2 separate regions of the Homo sapiens genome follow, and region 1 is linked to region 2. A link is an interaction called in ENCODE POLR2A ChIA-PET data of the cell type or tissue named here. Cell type or tissue: Panc1. All regions are shown on one strand. Each heading gives the region's core, and the rest is flanking DNA. Links, peaks and the distances in the headings are about the cores only.

The links. Peaks named below come from ENCODE experiments on the same cell type or tissue, not always from the same donor. Only the 100,000 strongest peaks of a DNase experiment are listed, where the experiment ranks them.
Region 1: POLR2A ChIA-PET joins it to region 2 with 7 read pairs; 3 of 35 experiments call an interaction of 5 or more read pairs at or near these places.

What each region holds. Positions count from the first base shown.
Region 1 is chr19:41,072,859-41,076,858 of GRCh38, reverse strand. No RefSeq gene overlaps it. Among named protein-coding and RNA genes, the nearest start is that of CYP2A13, 14 kb to the left of the region's middle. In Panc1, for the core only: no CTCF peak of the experiment used is centred there; no DNase peak of the experiment used is centred there.
Region 2 is chr19:40,751,960-40,760,235 of GRCh38, reverse strand. It overlaps SNRPA (small nuclear ribonucleoprotein polypeptide A), which reads right to left. Exons shown (of 6, transcript NM_004596.5): 2 at 2,732-2,904; 3 at 626-805. Among named protein-coding and RNA genes, the nearest start is that of SNRPA, 4.9 kb to the right of the region's middle. RefSeq lists enhancers at 5,027-5,166, 7,799-8,276. In Panc1, for the core only: no CTCF peak of the experiment used is centred there; no DNase peak of the experiment used is centred there; H3K4me3 peaks cover 797 bases; H3K27ac peaks cover 374 bases.

The DNA of each region.
Region 1 (4,000 bases), core at 1-4,000, 320 kb before region 2:
ACCTGGGGATCCAAGAATGGTTCAACATATGCAAATCCATAACGTGATACATTCCATCAACAAAATGAAGGACAAAAGCCATATGATTATCTCAATAGGTGCAGAAAAAGTATTCAATAAAAATCAGCATTTCTTCATGATAAAAATCCTCAACAAACCAGGCCTAGAAGCAACATACCTCAACATAATAAAGGCTACATATGACAAGCCCACAGCAAACATAACATTTAACGGTGAAAAGATGAAAGCATTCTCTTTAAGAACTAGAAGAAGACAAGAATGCCACTTTCACCACTCTTATTCAACAGAGTACTGGAAGTCCTAGCCAGAGCAGTCAGGCAAGAGACACAAATGGAGGGCATCCAAATTAGAAAAGAGGAAGTCAAATTATCCCTGTTTGCTGATGATATGATCTTATGCCTAGAAAACCCTAAGGACTCTAAAAACAACTCTTAGATTTGAGAAATGAATTCAGTAAAGTTTTAGGATACAAAATTAATGTACAAAAATCAGTTGCATTTCCACATACCGGTAACGATCTAGCCAAGGACCAAATCAAGGAGGCAATACATTTGCAATAGCTACAAAGAAAATAAAATACATAAGAATATATTTAACCAGGGAGGTGAAAGATCTCTATAAGAAGACCTACAAAACACCAATGAAAGAAATTGTAGATGACATAAACAAATGGAAAAATATCCCATGCTCATGGATTTGAGGAATCAGCATCATTAACATGAACATACAGTCCAAAGCAATCTATAGATTGAATGCAATCTCTATCAAAACACCGTCGTTTTTCACAGAATTAGAAAAAACAATCCTAAAATTCATATAGAATCAGAAAAGAGCCCAAATAGTTTAAGCAATTCCAAGCAAAAAGAACAAAGCTGGAGGCATTACATTACCTGACTTCAAATTATACTTCAAGCCTATAGTAACCAAAACAGCATTGTACTGGTATAAAAATAGACACATATATCAATGGAACAGAATAGAAAACCCAAAATAAAGCCACCTACCTACAACCAACTAATCTTTGACAAAGTCAGCAAAAATATACACTGGGGAAAGGACATCCTATTCAATAAATATTTCTGGGAAGATTGGATAATCATTTGCTGAAGAATGAAACTGGACTGGTATTTCTCACCATATACAAAGATGAACTCAAGATGGATTAAAGACCTAAATCTAAGACCTGAAACTATAAAAATTTTAGAAGAAAACCTAGGAAAAATTCTTTTGGACACAGGCCTAGGCAAAGAATTTATGATGAAGTCCTCAAAAACAAATGCAATAAAACAAAAAATAGACAAATGGGACTTAAACTAAAAGAGTTTCTTCACAGCAAAAGAAAGAAATCATTTTAGGCAAGGATTACAAGGTGATGGCTAATGCCTTGTAATCCCAGCACTTTGGGATGTCGAGAAGTGAAGATCGCCTGAGGTCAGGAGTTCGAGAACAGCCTGGCCAACATGGTGAAACCCTGTCTCTACTAAAAATACAAAAAATTAGCCTGGCATGGTGGCACACGCCTGTAGTCCCAGCTACTCGGGAGGCTGAGGCAGGAGAATCGCTTGAACCAGGGAGGCAGAGGTTGCAGTGAGCCGAGATCGTGCCACTGCACACTCCAGCTTGGGCGACAGAGTGAGACTGCACCTCAAAAAAAGAAAAAAAAAAAAGAAAGAAATCATTTTATAAAAAGGACACCTACACTTGTATGTTTATTGTAGCAGTATTCATAATAGCAAAGCTATGGAATCAGTCTAAGCCCATCAACGGAGGTTTGGATAAAGAAAATGTGGCATATGTATAACATAGAATACTACTCAGCCATAAAAAAGAATGAAATCATGTCTTTTGTAGCAACATGGATGGAACTGGAGACCATTACCCTAAGTGAAAGAGGTCAAACCAGAAAGTCAAATAACACATGTTCTCAATTATAAATGGAAGCTAAACAATGGATACCCTTGGACATACAGAGTGGAACAAGAGACATTGTAGACTTCGAAAGGTGGGTGGGCAGGAGGGGGTGAGGCTTGAAAAGTTACCTATTAGGTACAGTGTTTACTATTTGGGTGCTGGGGACGCTAATAGCCTAGACTTCGCCATGATGCAATACATGCATGTAAGAAATCTGCATCTGTGACTGGGTGCAGTGGCTCACACCTGTACGCCCAGCACTTTGGGAGGCTGAGGCTTACAGATCACTTGAGGTCAGGAGTTCAAGACCAGCCTGGCCAATATAGTGAAACCCCATCTCTACTAAAAATACAAAAATTAGCCGGGTGTGGTGGCACACAATTGTAGTCCCAGCTACTAGGAAGGCTGAGGCAGGAGAATCGCTTGAACTCAGGGGCGGGAGGGGGGATGGTGGGTGGGCACGGAGGTTGCAGTGAGCTGAGATTGGGCCACTGCACTCCAGCCTGGGGCAACAAGAGCAAAACTCCATCTCAAAAAAAAGAAAAAAAATTGTTAAGATGGGCTTAACCTGTATGGCCCGTGATGTTAGCTAGTGTTGGTTCTACCCTCTCTAATAAGGAAGCAGTGGATGACAAGAGACTGCACTGTATCTCAAGGCACAAGCCACAACGCCTGGCTAATTTTTTTATTTTTGTAGAGACGGAATTTTGCCATGTTGACTAGGCTGGTGGCAAACTCCTGACCTCAGGTGATCTGCCCACCTTGGTCTCCCAAAGTGATGGGATTACAGGCATGAGCCACTGTGCCTGGCTGAAGCTGCACATTTTTTTTTTTTAAGGGACCAAGAAGCTGCCAGACATTTGGTTCTCCCAGCAGCAACCCAATGCAAACCAAAAATGAGGGAAATGCCCAAAATGGGGGGATCATACTGTCCCAAGATCTGAGTAGGATGTACTTCTGAAGGATGTACAATGTTCAATCCTAAGTATGACAAGCAGAAAGCTTATGTACTTGGTGAAAGTAGCATGTTTGTCCCCAAGAGGCATTTCATCTTGAAGACACGTGGTGCCACCCCCTGACTGAAAGCATTGGCTCCCCTGTTGAAGCTTGCTAGGGATTACAGCTTCTACTAACCAACATTCTACTTTCCACTTTCATGAGATCAGTTTTTTAACTCCCATTATGAGTGAGAATGTGTGATATTTGTCTTTCTGTGCCTGGCTTATTTTACTTAATATAATGTCCTCCAGGTCCACCCATGTTCCTGCAGATGATAGGATTTCATTCTTTTTTTTATGGCTGAATAATATTCCATTGTATATATAACCATGTTTTCTTTCCTTTTTTTTTTTTTTTTTGGTGGAGTTGCCAGGGAATGAACATGTTTTCTGTTTTAAAAAATTTTATGAAATGTTATTTTATTTTATTTATTTTAATTTTAAGTTCAGGGGTACATGTGCAGGTTTGTTATACAGGTAAACTCATGTCATGGGGGTTTGTTGTGCAGATCATTTCATCACCAAAGTATTAAGCCTAGTACCCACCAGTTATTTTTCCTGATCTTCTTCCTCCTCTCACCCTCCACCCTCAGGGAGGCCCCAGTGTCTGCTGTTCCCCTCTGTGTGTTCATGTGTTCTCATCATTCAGCTACCACTTCTAAGTGGGAACATGCAGTATTTAGTTTTCTGTTCCTGCATTAGTTTGCTAAAGATAATGGCCTCCAGCTTCATCCATGTTCTGCAAAGGGCATGATCTTGTTCTTTTTTTTATGGCTGCACAGTATTCCATGGTGTATATGTACCACATTTTCTTTATCCAGTCTACCATTTTGGGCATTTAGGTTGATTCCATGTATTTGCTATTGTGAATAGTGCTGCAGTGAACATACATGTGCATGTGTCTTTATGGTAGAATTATTTATATTCCTTTCAGTATATACCTAGTAGTGGAATTGCTGGGTTGAATGGTAGTTCTTGTTTTAGTTCTTTCAGGAATCATCACACTACTTTTCACAATATATGAACAAAAGATCAACGAGTCCAGCAATTGGTTATTTGAAAGAATAAAT
Region 2 (8,276 bases), core at 2,856-6,855:
GCCTGGGTGATATGGCTAAGCCCCGTCTCTACAAAAAATGCAAAAGTTAGCTGGGTGGAGTGGCACGGACTGACAGTTCCAGCTGCTAGGGAGGCTGAGGCGTATCACTTGAGCCTGGGAGGCGGAGGTTGTAGTGAGCTGTGATGGCGCCACTGCACTCCAACCTGGGTGACAGTGAGACCCTGTCTCAAAACATAATATGAATAAATAAATAAAACTAATTTTTTTCCATATTGCCTTTATATCCAGCGATCTTTCTAAATTTAAGTTCACTTATTAATCCTAACAGTTGCTTAGTAGACACTTGGATTTTCTACATGCACAATGAGTTACAAGACACAGGCGACAAAATCAAGGCCACGGAGAGAGCGAAACCAAGTCATAGCCATGAAGAAAGACCTTGAGAAACAGTCACAAGGAGGGAACAAGAGTTTCGAAAGGAGATAGCATCATCTAGGTGCTCAATACCCCCCAAAAGAGAGAGAGAAACACATCTCTATAAAGAAATGGAAAGGAGGGGTCTGAAGCCCCAAGGGGAGAACTCTCCCCACCCTGTCCCAAAGCCAGTCCATGTGGCTGAGGAAGGTCTGGCAGTGGGAGGGTTGGTCTCCGGGACCTGGCTTACCGGGACAGGCCCCTGGACAGCCCCCACCACGGGGGTGGCTCCCCCGCCTTGCACAGCCTTCTTGGTGGCCGGGGTCTCCTGGCTCTTGGGCTTCCTCTTCTCCCGCTTGCGGTCCCGCTCCACGAAGGTGCCTTTCATCTTGGCAATGATATCTGAGTCGGTCTTGGCATACTGGATACGCTACCAAACAGAGAGCAGAACGGGTTAAGAGCGTGGATTCAGAGCCCAATTGCCAAGATTCAAAATTGGACCTTTATCAGGGGCCAGGTGCTGCGGCTCATGCCTGTAATCCCAGCCCTTTGGGAGGCTAAAGCGAGCAGATCACTTGAGGCCAGGAGGTGGAGACCAGCTTGGCCAACATGGCAAAACCCCATTTCTTTGTTTCTTTTCTTTTTTTTTTTTTTTTGAGACATTGTCTTGCTCTGTCACCCAGGCTAGAGTGCAGTGATGAGATCTCAGCTGACTGCAACCTCTGCCTCCCGGGTTCAAGCAATTCTGCCTCAGCCTCCCTACTAGCTGGGATTACAGGCGCCCACCACCACGCCTGGCTAATTTTTGTGCTTTTAGTAGAGACAGGGTTTCACCATGTTGGCCAGGCTGGTCTCGAACTCCTGACCTCAGGTGATCCACCCACCTCGGCCTCCGAAAGTGCTGGGATTACAGGCATGAGCCACTGCGCCTGGCCAGGAAACCCCATTTCTACCAAAAATACAAAAATTAGCTGGGCATGGTGGTGCGCACCTGTAGTCCCAGCTACTCAAGAGGCTGAGGCAGAAGAATCGCTTGAACCCAGGAGGCGAAGGTTGCAGTCAGCTGAGATGGCACCACTGCACTCCAGCCCAGGCAACAGAGCAAAAAACAAAAAACAAAAAACAAACAAACAAAAAAAAATTCAGACCTTATCAGGAGCTTACTGAGAAACACAGAAATATCTTGGCCTTAACTTCCTTGTCTGAAAAATGGGGATTATGATACTTCCCACTTCAAAGGACTGTTGTGAGGACTAAATGAGTTAAAGTGCTTGGAACAGTACCTGACACACAGTAAGCAAGTGTTCAGTAGAAAGGCTGTTGGTATTTTTAAGGGAAGCTGGAACAGCAATAAACATCAGGCCAAAGGACCGAGGAGACAATGCTAGGAGAGGAGTGCAGTGCAGGGGGATTTCCTGTCACACAAGAATACTTCAGTCTTCCAGGTTCAATCTCACTCACTTAGCTGTTTAAGGAGAACCTGCCAGATGCCAGGCGCCATTCAAGGCTCTGGGAATAAAGCAATGAACAAAATAGACAAAAACCCCTCTTTCATGGTGCTTATTCAGTAGGGGAAGGTATGTTAAAGATTCTTAGTGTGGCACAGTAGCTCACGCCTGTAATCCTAGCACTTTGGGAGGCTGAGGCAGGCAGATCACTTGAGCTCAGGAGTTTGAGACCAGCCTGGGCAACATGGCGAAACCCCGTCTCTACTAAAAATAAAAAAATCAGCCAGGTATGGTGGCACGTGCCTGTAATCCCAGCTACTCAGGAGGCTGAGGCAGGAGAATCACTTGAACCCGGGAGGTGGAGGTTGCAGTGAGCCAAGATTGCACCACTGCACTCCAGCCTGGGCAACAGAGGAAGATTCTGTCTCAAAATAATTTATTTATTTATTTATTTATTTATTTATTTTTTCTGAGACAGAGTCTCACTCTGTTGCCTAGGCTGGAGTGCAGTGGCAGGATCTCGGCTCACTGCAATCTCTGCCTCCCGGGTTCAAGCAATTCTCCTTCCTCAGCCACAGGAGTAGCTGGGACTACAGGTGCATGCTGCCACACCGAGCTAATTTTTGTATTTTAGTAGAGACAGGGTTTCACGGTGTTGCCCAGGCTGGCTGCAAACTCCTGAGCTCAGGTAATCCACCTGCCTCGGCCTCCCAAAGTGCCAGGATTACAGACGTGAGCCACCGCCCTCGGCCAAAGAAAAGATTTTTAAATGAGGCAAGGTGCAGTGGGAGCCTGGTCCAGCCTCACCTTGGCAAATGAACCGTAATATCCCCTCCTCTAATCCAGGCCCGCCCAGTCTCCTATAACATTTTACACACCCACACAGCCTCCGTACCCGCAATGCTCACCATAGGTTTGTCATAGAAAGGGAAACCCTGCATGGAGCGCAGGGCGTTGGTGGCGCTGCTGACCTCCTTGAAGATGACAAAGGCCTGGCCCCTCATCTTCAGGCTCCGTGATACCAGGATATCCAGGATCTGGCCAAACTGGGAGAAGATGGCGTACAGGGACTTTTTTAGCTCTGCAGTGGGGGAAAAAAAGACCTTTGAGCTCCCCTTTTTAGAAGAAGCGCAGCCCAAATAGAAGACCATCAGCCAATTGATGGGGTACCCAGAATGCCTCGGGTCCATAATCTCTCAAGACCTAACAATCACAGAAGCAGCCAGGAACCACTCAAGTGGCCAAGTACACTCTTCTACTCTTCTGTAAGATGTGCTTACAGAGAGCTGCTATATAATGAACATGTGCACATACATGCAAAGTGCTCAGGACAGCATCCGGCACGTAGTAAACACTCGATAAATGAGTGATTCTTTTCACTGCCACCAGCACCCTGACATGGGCCTGCATGACGTGGCCCTGGCAGATTTCCCCCACCTCATCCCTGCCCACATTCCACCGCCCTCCTGAGTTCCCAACCACACTGGCCCCCAGGTCTGACACACCAATTTTGCCCCAGGGCCTTTGAACTGGCTGCTCTCTTTACCTGGAACATCCCTCCCCTGAGGTTTACATGGTGGCCTCCTTCTAGTCACCCAGTCTCAGAGGAAATGTTGCCACCTCTGACCACGACGTCTAAATTTCTTCCCATGTCATTCTTACTCTACTTCCTTTTCTTTCATGACTATTTCCCACCTCCTGTCATGGTACGTTAACTTGTCTATCTTGCCTGAGGAGCTATAAGCCTGTCCCATTTGTTTACTGCAGTATGCCAAGCCTAGCACAGACTCCACCACAATTTTTTTTTTTTTTTTTTGGTGACAAGGTCTCACTTTGTCACCCAGGCTGGAGTGCAGTGGCATGATCATGGCTCACCGTAGCCTCAACCTCCCGGACTCAAGCGGTCCTCCCACTTCAGCCTATGGAGTAGCTGGGACCACAGGTGTATGCCACCATGCCCAGCTAATTTCTGGATTTTGTGCAGAGACAGGGTCTTGCTATGTTGCCCAGGCTGGTCTTGAACTCCTGAGCTTCAGCAATTAGCCCACCTTGGCCTCCGAAAGTGCTGGGATTACAGGAGTGTGCCACCACACCTGGCTGCAAACATTTGACTAGATACCATCAAGTGCCTTTTTTTTTTTTTAAAGACAGAATCTCCTTCTACTGCTCAGGGTGGAGTTCAGTGGCATGATGGTAGCTTACTACAGGCCTGACCTCCCAGGCTCAAGCAATCTTCCCACCACAGCCTCCCAAGGAGCTGGGACCATAGGCACGCAGCACGACGCACGGCTAATTTTTTATTTTTTGTAGACACAGTCTCCTATGTTGGCCAGGTTGGTCTTGAACTCCTGGGCTCCAGTGATCCTCCTGCCTTGGCTTCCCCAAAGTGCTGGGATTACAGGCATGAGTCATCGCACCCCCATCAAATGCTTTATGGAGGTAACTTCACTTCCTCACAACAAACCCATTAGGTGGCAACTATGACTGTCCCAATTTTACTGGAAACAGGTTCTCAGAGGATTCCTCACTGGCCCAGGGCATCAATCTGGAGGGCATAAGGAAGCGTATGGCAGAGCCCAGTCCACGTATTCCATCTGAACCCGGTACCACCACATCTCACCAGCAAAGGGCATCACTTGACAGCAAGTGAGATTCAAGCTCAACAAGGATGGACTCCCTCTCACCACCCAGGTCTGCAAAGGGCACCAATGTCTTATGCAAAGAAGATGGCTGAGATGGCCAAGCATGGTGGCTCACACCTGTAATCCCAGCACTCTGGGAGGCCGAGGTGGGCAGATCCTTTGCACTCAAGAGTTCAAGACCAGTCTGGGCAATAGGGTGAAACCCTGTCTCTACAAAAGATACAAAAATTAGCCAGGCATAGTGGTGCATGCCTTGTGGTCATAGCTACTTGGGAGGCTGAAGTGGGAGGATCACTCTAGCCTGGGAGGCAGAGGTTGCAGTGAGCCATGACCTCACCACTGGACTCCAACCTTCATAAAAACTGGCCAGGCATGGTGGCTCATGCCTATAATTCCAGCACTTTGGGAGGCTGAGGCAGATCACGTGAGGTCAGGAGTTCAAGACCAGCCTGGCCAAGACGGTGAAACCCCGTCTTGACTAAAAATGCCAAAAAAAAAAAAAAAAAAAAAAAAGAAAAGAAAAAAAATTAGCTAGGCGTGGTGGAGGGCGCTTGTAATCCCAGCTACTGGGGAGGCTGAGGCATGAGAATAGCTTGAACCAGAGAGGCAAAAGTTACAGTGAGCAGAGATTGCGCCACTGCACTCCAGCCTGGGTGACAAATCGAAACTCCATCTCAAAAAAAAAAGCTAAGCTGAAGCAGAAGCCACTTGTAAAATAGATACCAGGCTAGGAAAGAAGCAAGAAAATGTGTAGGCTGGGTGGGGGCAGGGACAGCAGTCAAGGTTGTTTTTAAGCAATTAGTCAAAAATTCTCCTGGTGGTGACATTTCTGGTTTTCCTCTCCGTACTCCATCCCCATGAATCTTGCTCAGACTTCACTCATTCCACGGGACTCTGGGCCTCTCTCTACTCTCCAGCCTCCCCTCGCCCATTCGCATTTACCCTCCACAGCTGGGAGGATATTCCACCAGGGAGGCAGCCAGGACAGGGAAGCAGTCTGGCTCCCCAACACCCTCAGGGCAAAGTCCAACACCTCACAGCCATGAGCCACCAGTGCACAGCTCACTGGAAGTTTCCCCATGATTTACAAGCCTCAAAACTACTTGTAATACTCAGAATACGCCAGGCTCTTTTGACCCTAAACATCTGAACAAGCTGGACCAAGTTAAGAATGCTCTTCTCCCTCAGTGTAACATAAATACTGCTTACTGTACCTGGCAGGCTCTCCAAAATGTCTCCTTTTCCTGGAAGCTGAATGGATCTCTCTGTCTTTCTAAGTTCCCAATCCCAGCCCTCAACACTCTGCCTAAGCTTCCTGCCTGATGGCCCTGACTACTCTGGGCTGTCACTGTCCTAAAGAACCAGGGTTCTGGCCGGGTGCGGTGGTTCACACCTGTAATCCCAGCACTTTGGGAGGCCGAGGCGGGTGGATCACAGTTCAGGAGTTCGAGACCAGCATAGCCAAGATGGTGAAACCCCGTCTCTACTAAAAATACAAAAATTAGCCAAGCGTGGTAGCAGGTGCTTGGAATCCCAGCTACTCAGGAGGCTGAGGCAGAGAATCACTTGAATTCGGGAGGCGGAGGTTGCAGTGAGCTGAGATCGCACCACTGCATTCCAGCCTGGGCAACAGAGCGACACTCCGTCTCATCTCAAAAAAAAAAAAAAAACGCCGGGCGCTGGGGCTGACGCCTGTAATCCCAGCACTTTTGGAGGCCAAGGTGGGCAGATCACGAGGTCAGGAAATCAACACCATCCTGGCTAACATGGTTAAACCCCTTCTCTACTAAATATACAAAAAATTAGCCGGGTGTGCTGGTGGGCGCCTGTAGTCCCAGCTACTCGGGAGGCTGAGGCAGGAGAATGGCGTGAACCCAGGAGGCAAGGCAGAGCTTGCAGTGAGCAGAGATGGTGCCACTGCACTCCAGCCTGGGCGACAGAGGAAGACTCCGTCTCAAAAATAAATAAATAAATAAAATAAGATTTAAAAACAAAAAACCAGGGTTCTATGTCACCAATGTGTCCCCAGCACTGCCCGATAATGGTTGGGCACCACACTCTAAAAACATATGCAGGCCGGGTGTGGTGGCTCACACCTGTAATCCCAGCACTTTGGGAGGCCGAGGTGGGCGGATCACCTAAGGTCAGGAGTTCGAGAAAAGCCTGGCCAACATGGTGAAACCCCGTCTCTACTAAAAATATAAAAATTAGCCAGGCGTGGTGGCGGGTGCCTGTAATTCCAGCTACTCGGGAGGCTGAGGCAGGAGAATCGCTTGAACCTGGGAGGCAGAGGTTGTAGTGAGCCAAGATCGTGCCACTGCACTCCAGCCTGGGTGACAGAGTGAAACTCTGCCTCAAAAAAAAAAAAAAAAAAAAAAAAAAAAAACATATGCAAAATTTACACTCCTGATTTTTTTTTTTTGAGACAGTCTCTATCACCCAGGCTGGAGTACAGTGGTGCGGTCTCAGCTCACTGCGACCTCTGCTTCCCAGGGTTCAAGTGATTCTCCTGCTCAGCCTCCCGAGTAGCTGGGACTGTAGGTGCGCACCGCCACATCCAGCTGATTTTTGTATTTTCAGTAGAGACGGGGTTTCACCATCTTGGCCAGACTGGTCTTGAACTCCTGACCTCAAATGATCTGCCCACCTCAGCCTCCCAAAGTGCTGAGATTACAGGCGTGAGCCAGTGCCCGGCTGCTGGTTTTGCTTTCTTCAACAGCAACTTCACTGGTAACCTCAAACTGAATCCCAACAAGCTCCTTCGGTTCTCCCGATAATTTTCTTGAAGTGATAAGAGCTAACATTTATCCAGCCCTTTACTAGCTGCCAGTTACCATAAAAAAGAAATACTGCAAGGTTTAGCTAATTTAATCTCCCCCAACATCCATGCAAAAAAGGTATTATGATTTTGCTCAGTTTTTAGATCTGGAAAATGAGGTTCAATAAAGGTGATAATTTACTTGAGAATGTGAGAGAGTCTTTCCGATTTCAATAATTGAGTTCTTTTTTTTTTTCCTTTTTTCAGATAGGTTCTTGCTCAGCCCAGGCAGCAGTGCAGTGGTGCAATCATAGCTCACTGCAGCCTCAACCTCTCTAGCTCAAGCGATCCTCCCACTTCAGCCTCCCAAGTAGCTGGGACCACAGACGCACCCCACCCACGCCCAGCCTTTTTTTTTTTTTTTTTTTTTTTTGTAGAGAAAAGGTCTGGCTTTGTCGCCTAGGCTGATCTTGAACTCCTGTGTTTCAGTGATCCTCCTGCCTCAGCCTCCCAAAGTGTTGGGCTTACAGGCCTGAACCACCACGCCCGGCCAAAAATTGGGTTCCTAAGCAGAATTCTATACGGGTGGCCTCAACCACTTTACTTGCTATGTGACCCTGGGCAAGTCACATCACCCCTGTCTCAGTTTCTTTTTCTTTTCTTTCTTTTTTTTTTGAGACGGAGTTTCGCTCTTGTTGCCCAGGCTGTAGTTCAATGGCGCAATCTCGGCTCACTGCAACCTCCGTCTCCTGGGTTCAAGCAATTCTCCTGCCTCAGCCTCCCGAGTAGCTGGGATTATAGGCATGCGCCACCATGCCCGGCTAATTTTGTATTTTCAGTAGAGAAAGGGTTTCTCCATGTCGGTCAGGCTGGTCTCGAACTCCCGACCTCAGGTGATCCGCCCGCCTCGGCCTCCCAAAGTGCTGGGATTGATTACAGGGGTGAGCCACCGCGCCCGGCCCCAGTTTCTTAGTTGACGAATGGGAATAACAATAGCCTTCTTCCTACAAGATTGTTGTGAGAATTAAATGTTATCAAGATTTATATGAAAGC